Regions from separate parts of the Homo sapiens genome. Here region 2 is linked to region 1. A link is a contact called in ENCODE Hi-C or POLR2A ChIA-PET data. All regions are on one chromosome and are shown on one strand. The core of a region is the stretch at or near the end of the contact, and the rest is flanking DNA. Distances in the headings are between cores, read along the strand shown.

Region 1 (4,293 bases), core at 1,248-3,747:
CTGGCAACACCAGCCTGCTCTCTGTCCATCGGGATTTACCTACCCTGGGTGTTTCGCATGAACAGAATCCTGCACTATGTGGCCTTTTGTGTCTGGCTTCTTTCACTCAGCATCATGCTCTGGGCTCGTCCACATTGCCGGGTGTGCCAGCTCATTCCATTTTAGGGCTGAGTAATACTCCCTGCTACGGCGATGCCACGTTTGCTCATCCATTCACCCACTGATGGACACTGGGTGGTTTCCAGGTCCTGGGGTCTTTTCTAGCACCACATAGTCAAGGGGGCGCCTGCATTCTCGGGTCTGCATTAGCTCCCTACGAGCCACCCACCCACTGTACCATCACTTGGGTTCCAGCTCCTGCCTCTGGACAACCTGCAGCCCTGGGATCCCTCATGACCTGTGTCCAGGCTGCTGCCAGGCAACAGAGTGCGGGTCCCCAGTGTTTGCAGGAGCCATGTTATCTTGTGGGGAAAATCTCTCTTTTCTGTCCTGCTGTTCCCATCTCTTCTCAAAGACAGTCAGTCTCCTCTTTAGAGATAAAGTAGCCCACCATGCTCTGCTTGGAGAGGGCAGGAAGGGGACCAGTTCCAGTCACTTCTGCTTTCAGCCCTAGAACCCACATGGCCTCACACAGAGACAGGCTCCCCAGGCAAGCTTCCTGCCTCCCGCAAGGGAAGGGAGAGAGAAGAGCAAAGCACACATGGATTCTCAATACGTGATCCTGCCTCACCTGCCCTGTGCTGGCATCCGCGTGCCCATCTCCACTGGATCCCTGTTCCTCCTCCAAGTGTTGGAGGGGGCAAGACTGGGGTTTGCAGCCTCATCTACAGGGGAGGAGAGCATGAGGCCCTTTCCAGCTGGCCGACTGTGTCCCCCTCCCTCCACCCCGCCCTGCTTGTGCCCCTTGATTTTGGCTGCTGTACTTTCTCTTAGGTTTGGCAGACCCCTCATCCCTGGGAAAGCCCCCACCTGCCCCTCCCTCTGCCTCCCTGTCATTGTCTTCCTTCTTTGGCAGCCTCCCCGTCCTGTGGGAGGCTGAAGGTCAGCCTCCCACTGTTGCTCAAGGGCATAGACACCTGGGAACAATAACAAATAGTGTCTCTGGCCCTGGCTCCTGTTGCCTGTCAAAGATGGGTGCATCCCAGAGGGGCAGGCTCTGTCTTTCCCTCCAGGCCATGAGCCCCTGAGGGCAGGGCTGGCTGGGAGGCTGCTCTGTGGAAGGTGATGCCGGAGTAGGAGGCTACATCCGCCGCCTTCAAATCCCGGCTGCACAAATGACCAGCTGTGTGCAGCCCGCTCTGTGGGGCCATGCTGAAGTTCCGCTGAGCTGCACCTGCAGGAGTGCTGTTAGTGTTCAGCACACACTGACCCCGAGAAGGTGCTTGGTAATGTTTGTGGAGTAAATGAAGCTGAATTGGAGGCCAAGTGCTTCGAGGCTGTGGGGGAGGCGGGATCTGGAGCTGAGGGCGTCCCTGCCATCTCGGGGGCAGGCCAGCTGGCCCTTGGTGGAGTTCCTCCCTCCCTCCCCCGACGTCTGCTGCTGGGTGATGATGGCTTCGTGTGCAGATGCAAAATGTCACCGTAATTAAAGCAACAAATCCAGGGCCAAGACTTTAAGGGGTGGCCTGAGTACACGGGGCTCCTGCAGGAGTAGGGGAGCATGATTGGAAGCTCTGCCTCACCCCCTCTGTCACATTCTCCCCCAAGTCTGTCTTCCGGAACTGAGCCCAGAGACTTTAAAGAACAGCCCACTTGGCCTAGTGGCTTTCTCCTTGGGGGCACGCGCCTCCAAGGAGGACGAGAGCTGAGCTCCCCAACCTCCGGGCCACTGGGGCTCCTCACAGGATGTATGTGGTCCCCAGAAACACAAGCATCCTTGTCTGTATGACCTGTGTGGCCCTCTTCAGGCGGCGGCCCCTGGTCTACATCACTTTCTCATTCTCCTCAGCGTGCCCGGCCTCCTGCTGTTCATTCACTCCGTTCTCTCGCTTTCCTAACCGTGCTGGACTCATCCTCACTGCCCACCGCTGAAGACTCTTCTCCCACCCCGCAGGCGGGAGGCCTCCAGTGGCTGTCTCTATATCCTCGGGCCCCACACAGTCTCTCCAGGCCCCAGGCTCCCCCCACCGATTTTACAGTGTGGTTCACTGTAATAGTTTGCTGGTCCTGTATATTTTAAATCATCTCTGGATAACTGATAATATCTATACAATGTGTTATACAAATCATTGTTATACTATATTTTTATTTGTATTTTTTATTGTTGTATGTTATCATTTATTTATTTTTTTCAAATCCTTTCCACCTTCCTGTGGCTGGATCCGCACATGCAGAACGCATTGTTAGAGAAGGCCAACTGCATGTAGCAGGTCCTCAAAGAAGAATGAATAAGTGAGTGAATGAGTGAATGCACAAAGAAACAAGGGAACACTTTGGTGACTACGGGAAGGACCGCATGAGTGGGAGTGGGTGAATGACGGAGGGAGCAGACATGGGAATGAATGAGTGGGTGACTGAGCAAATGAATGAGTCAGTAGATGAGTAAGTAAAGGCCAGGCATATTTGTTGGCGACAGTGGCAGAATGAACGAAAGAAGCCCAGCATCTCAAAGGGCAGGATATGGCCCCATCCTCTGCTGCAGTTTCAGGAGTAAAGTAAACAATGACAAAGCTTGGGTCAAGTGTGACTCACGGGATGCAACTAAAACAAGCAAATATCACTGTGAGCTGCAGGGTGCATTCCCAGCTCCGGCCATCAGAAAACCATGGCAACTGAGCCCTTCTCTCCTCTTAAGGCTCCAAAGCAGAAGGCTTACCCCAAGAAATGGGGAGAATTCCACGTTCCATGTATACGGGACATTTGGGATTTTCTTTCTGAAAATGTGGGTCCCGAGATGTGGCCCCTTCCTCTCACTTTTGCCCTTTTCCGTCAGTTTCTTTCTCCTCGAACTCTCCTAAGGCCTCTGAAGCATTAGTTTACATTTGAAAAATATATGTTGGGCTGTGTGACCTTGGAGAAATCACTCCACCTCTCTGAGCCTCGGTTTTCATGTGATCAAATAGAGATGATCCATTCGCGGCATAGCATTGATGAGATAATAAGCACATTTCTTTTTGCCAGAATTTAGATTTTATTTTGTGTTGTTTGGGTACAGTTTGGTGGGGTGGGGGGACAGGGGTAAGGAGGTGGCTGGATGCTGTAAGAATTTATCAGTGCCTGTCTCAGGCTGCTCCACCAGCCTGGGAGTTCCTGGTAGGTAGATTCTCTTATTCATCTTTGCTCCTTCCTTTATTTTCTCCATTTAAAACCATTTTCTGGGTGCTTGCTGAGGGGGCCATGTGCTATGTAGTGGGGCTGCTAAGGTTAATGGGACTCAGTACCTGCCCCCCTCTGCCCAGAAAGTGGGAGAGGGAGCCACCCAGGTGAGCAGGGAACATAAAGAGCTCTGGCTGAAATGGTGGAAGTCTATTCTAGGCACCAACAGGCCAAGATGGGGCAGAGTGGTGAATTACATCTGTTGGGTGGGAGAAGCCATGGAGAATTGAGTAGGGCATCCCCAAGGCCAAGTGGGTTAGTCTGTTCTCACGTCACTATAAAGAACTACCTGAGATGGGGTAATTTATAAAGAAAAGAGATTTAATTGGCTCACAGTTCTGCAGTCTGTACAGGAAGCATGATTGGGGAGGCCTTAGGAAACTTACAATCATGGCAGAAGGTGAAGGAGAAGGAGGCATGTCTTACATGGCCAGAACAGGAGGAAGAGAGTGAAGGGCAGGGGAGTGCTACACACTTTGAACCAATCAGATCTTATGAAAACTCATTCACTATCACAAGAACAGCAAGGGGGAAATCTGCCCCCATGATCCAATCACCTCACACCAGGCCCCTCCTCCAAAACTGGAGATTACAATTCTACATGAAATTTGGGTGGGGACACAGACCCAAACCATATCATTCCGCTCCTGGTCCCTCCCAAATCTCATGTACTTCTCACATTTCAAAATACAGTCATGCCTTCCCAACAGCCCCCCTGAAAATACTAACTCATTTCAGCATTAACTAAAAAATCTAAAGTCCAAAGTCTCATCTGAGACAAGGCAAGTCCCTTCTGCCTGTGAGCCTGTAAAATAAAAAACAAGTTAGTTATTTCCAAGATACAATGAGGGTATAGGCATTGGGCAAATATTCCCTTTCCAAAAGGGAAAAACTGACCAAAACAAAGGGGCTATAGGCCCCATGAAAGTCTGAAACCCAACATGGCAGTCATTACATCTTGCAGCTCTAAATAATCTC
Region 2 (4,293 bases), core at 1,099-3,598, 48 kb after region 1:
CCATTCTGACAGCTGGAGGCATCAGCGAGATATTCACACTTGTCAAGAGCAGTGGAAGGAAGCTTCTATTACTGGTGCCTAATGAAAGTTTTTGGAGTCTGTCAAGCCTATTTGCTTTGAATTTCTGCACAGATTCAACACCAAGAAGAAGCCCATGAGGGTGAACAGATTTGTTACACCAACAGCACCCGCCCCATGCATTCCTAGAATTCTAGGTATCAGGGAATGCTCCAGCATCACGTCTCAGTGATGTGGAACCAGGCCGCATGAACCGAGAGCGAAGAATGCTGCTTCTTGTTCCCGAGTGCCTGTAAAGGGCTCCTGCTCTAGGGATTCCCATGCAGTATTTCAATTTTCATTCATCTTAGCCCCATTTTACATGTGGAAAAAAAACTGAGGCCCAAAGAGAATAAATGAATGGTGAAGTTCATCCAACTGGCAAGTGAAGAGACCAAGGTTTGAATCCAGGCAGGACATCAAAACTTGAGTTCCTCCTACGACATCTACTTAAAGCCAGCAGTGTCCACTTCAGTTCAAAGAGAAAAGACTCTCGTCCTCAAGTTAGAGGTAGGTCGCCGGGGCAACCCCGGTTCCCTGAGCACCTCCTGGGTGCCAGGCTCTGTCCCCAAGGTGCCTTAGACAGACCCTGGCCCTCTGGCAGTTTCCAAGTTGGAGAGAGGAGGCAGGCTTTCCCATGGACAATCGCAGCGAGGCATCTGTGTGCCAGCTTCGGAAACAGCATTCCCTCATCCTGAATGTATCCAGTGGTTTAGGCTTTCCAACTGGCCTCCTGTGGTTGACCGGACTCCAGACCTGCACGTGGGCCTCAGGCCTTGGGAGACCCAGCCAAGCAGACAGCCCAGGAGAACCCACAGGACCCAGGAGGCTTCCAGCAGAAGCGTCTGGTCAACCTCCTCCTTGGCCTTTCTGAGCAGGCGGCCTCAGTTCCCGCTCTGGAAGCTTCTACTCCCTCGTCTGCTTTTTCCATCTGGTGGTAAAATTTTGTTCTTTTTGTTGTTTTTCTTTTTTTTTTTTTTTTGGAGATGGAGTTTCACTCTTGTTGCCCAGGCTGGAGTGCAATGGCATGATCTCAGCTCACTGCAACCTCTGCCTCCTGGGTTCAAGCAATTCTCCTGCCTCAGCCTCCCGAATAGCTGGAAGTACAGGCATCCGCCACCACACCTGGCTAACTTTGTATTTTTTTAAGTAGCGATGGGGGTTCACCATGTTGGCCAGGCTGGTCTCAATCTCCTGACTTCATGATCCACCCGCCTCGGCCTCCCAAAGTGCTGGGATTACAGGCGTGAGCCACCGCACCTGGCCATTTTTGTTGTTTTTCTCATTGGAATAATGTACTTTTTTTTTTTTAAGCCAGTACCCAATTATGGACAAAATAATATGAAAGACAAATGTAGAGCCTTGTTTGCATTTCCCGGTAGATGCCGGGTGAGGTGCAGTGCAGTGATTATTTCACAGTCATTATTGGCCTTAGGAGATTTTTCAGCCAAATAATTATTTTGCCAATAAAGGACCAAATGCGTTGCTTTTATCTTCACACTTTAATGTCTTCTGACCAAAATGAAACCGCCCCAAACAACACTGGGGTTTTCAGAAAGGGCCACTGGAAGGGATCTATGGCTCAGGGGTACAAACATCTCAGAGACTTGGCTTGATTTCAAATCCCATGATTTCTCAACAGTGTGGGCTCCTCACACAGGAGTCCTCTTAAAAATAGGCCGATGCAGCCTGCACTGCGCTCCGGCTCCTGCACCCTCTGCACTTTGCAGCGGGGGCTCAGCCAACAGCCCCCAGCCTGCAGCCCTCTCCCACCTCCCTGCCCTGTCCCCCTGCCCTTCCGCTGAGCAGGCGCTGTGTTCTCGCCTCCCCGAGCTCCTCCATCCTGCTTCCCACTACGCTCTGCACGGATGCTCCACGCCAGCTGGTGGCTTAGATGTTTTCTCGTTTCAAGACAGGGAGACAGACGGAGTGATCTCTCGAGGACCCTTCCAGCTCTGTGAGTCTAGGAATCAGGGGAAATGACAGTGGCCTCTCTTCCGGGAGACGAATCCAGCTGGAGCCATCTGGTCCTGGCTCGGCACATCCCTCCCTCCCTCCACCCCAGGCTTCGGAGGAAGACGCAGAGCTCAGGCTGGGCGACTTCCCCCAACAGCTACTTTTCTGAGCTCTGCTCTTGGACCGAAAAAGTGTTGTGCTTTTTGGCTCTGCAACAGAGAAGCCCCCTTTGAAAGGCAGAGCGCGTCAGCCCTGGGAAGTTATCTGCTCAGCCTGGCGACATGAAGCGCTTCTCCAAGGCCACACTGTTCTGGTGGCTGACGGGAGGACAGACACACAGCCACACGGTCCCCAAGTCAGGGACAGCGCCAGGCATTCTGGAGGGGGAGAGGGGTCACAGGCTCTACTCATCCTGGCTGGCCAGCCCTGGAGATAACGCCCCCGGTGGGCTGGTGGCTGTGTCTAGGTGCCGCTGCTAGAGCGCCCTGGAAATCTCAAAGACCAGACAAGGACTCGGTTCTCACTGTTCTCCTGCCCAGCTGTTTGTTACAGAGAGCTAAGACTCGGGGTGGCAGCCATAGGGCTCACTGGAAGAAAGGGCTACAAGCTTATCCAGCCATGAGACAGTGACTCCCCTGCCCGGATACATGTGGTCAAAGACTGAGGAAGCCCTTGTCACTGGCCCCAAATCCCTCCATGACTTTTGCCCAACACCATGAAGGTGGAAGCCTCCAGCCCCATATTTGAGGCACCCCAACATCTGGCCTTCCTGTGTTTCTTTGTTTCCTACCCATACAGTGCCCTTGAAGCATTAGTCCAACTGTTTGCTTCTGAGAGGCAGGTTGGCCCCAGCACTGTTCCTTTATTTTTGTCTCAGGCTCACCTTCTTCCAAACATTCCCCAGAACACTCCTTCTCACCTGGAGTGTCCATGCCACCCCGTCCCCTCTGCGTGAGTGTTCATTTCACACGGCCTTCAAGGCCTAACCCAAAGACACCTGCCTCCTTCTCAGTGCCCAGTCCCCTCGGCTGGCAGGAACCCTGTGTCTGAACCCTGTCTCTTTACCTTTCTTTCCCTTGGAGACAAGGTGTTACAGTCATGTGTGTCTCCATCTTACGCACTGTAGACTGTTAGCTTGTGGAGGGCAGAATCAATGTCTAAATAGCCTGTGTATTTCGTGAATGACGTCAATGATGAGGGATTATTCACTGGGTAAGGTGGGAAGGAGTAAAGTCAAGTTTTCTGCAGGTTCCTTTCAAGATTCCAGCCTAAATTAAACTTTCAAATTCTGAAGCACCTCCAGGTTTTACCTCTAATCATGCATTTCCCAAAGTATTTTCTAGAGAACACTATGTCAAGAACTCCTGGAGTGTCTGAGAAATCCTGCAGATAAGAAACCCATTTATTTCATGTAGTCCAGCACTGCCCAAACTTGCCAGAGCACAAGGCTTATTTCAAGTAATGACCATTAACATCTGGAAGAGTTTAAAGAGAGTACACAGGGTAAAACTGCTCTAACGGAGAAGACTGGTGGAGATCCCTTCCAGAGTGTAGCAGACCTCCGTTTTTGAAAACAATCCTTTATTCATTGGAACCCCAGAGGAATAAGACCAGAGAATGGAGGCAGGAAGCTATTGGACAAAGCCACTGCAGCCCTTCATCTCTAAGGTCTTCCAGAACAGTGGGCAACCACCCCTGCCCACTCCCACTTTTTCTTCCTTTGGGATTGGGAGGCCTTTTAAAGAGATAGAGACCAAGAGGCTAAGGACCCAGAGTAAGAAATAGATTTACACCGCGACTCAGTACACATGTCTGAGGCCATGGAAATATCTGAATTAAAAGTTGCAGAAAGCAATACTTAGCCTTGCTACATGCAATATAGTCAACCTGATATGTTCAATCTAATTCCATTTCATTTTTTTCTTAAATCCTGGCTGTGATCCACTGAATGGAATTCATAAGCCTCTGATGCGTGTCAAAGCAGGCCTGTGTCTGAGGGACTGGAAGCAGCCAGCAGGGGACTGGATGGGGAGCGCCTTCTGAAGGGGCAGCTCCTTCTCACACTGACGGCTTCCTGTGAGGAAAGGCAGCCTGTCACCCACAGAGCCTCGGATTCTTCCAGAGAATCTGGAAAGCAGAATATGCATGTGAAAGGCCTTGGTTTTAAATGTCAGCAAATAATATTTTCATATATGTAGGCCGGGCATGGTGTCTCACGCCTGTAATCCCAGCACTTTGGGAGGCTGAGGCAGGCAGATCACGAGGTCAGGAGTTTGAGAC

Evidence for each region. Hi-C counts contacts between places; a loop is a spot of excess contacts on that map. ChIA-PET counts read pairs that join two places held with the same protein, here RNA polymerase II (POLR2A). Pooled maps may share reads with other maps.
Region 2: a map of heart left ventricle shows a loop between it and region 1 (2.3-fold over the local background). The contact joins two enhancer-like sites. A Hi-C loop is called at or near these places in 5 of 168 maps with a recorded cell type or tissue (HepG2, endothelial cell of hepatic sinusoid, heart left ventricle and 1 more) and 1 of 50 pooled maps. POLR2A ChIA-PET finds 5 or more read pairs at or near these places in 2 of 52 experiments (WTC11 and activated T-cell).

What each region holds. Positions count from the first base shown.
Region 1 is chr2:10,933,759-10,938,051 of GRCh38, forward strand. No RefSeq gene overlaps it. Among named protein-coding and RNA genes, the nearest start is that of KCNF1, 24 kb to the left of the region's middle. RefSeq lists an enhancer at 1,766-2,965. Within about 2 kb of position 2,498, at least 7 of the 41 ENCODE cell types and tissues checked have a DNase peak (open chromatin) inside an H3K27ac peak, as active enhancers do.
Region 2 is chr2:10,981,428-10,985,720 of GRCh38, forward strand. No RefSeq gene overlaps it. Among named protein-coding and RNA genes, the nearest start is that of KCNF1, 72 kb to the left of the region's middle. Within about 2 kb of position 2,349, at least 10 of the 41 ENCODE cell types and tissues checked have a DNase peak (open chromatin) inside an H3K27ac peak, as active enhancers do.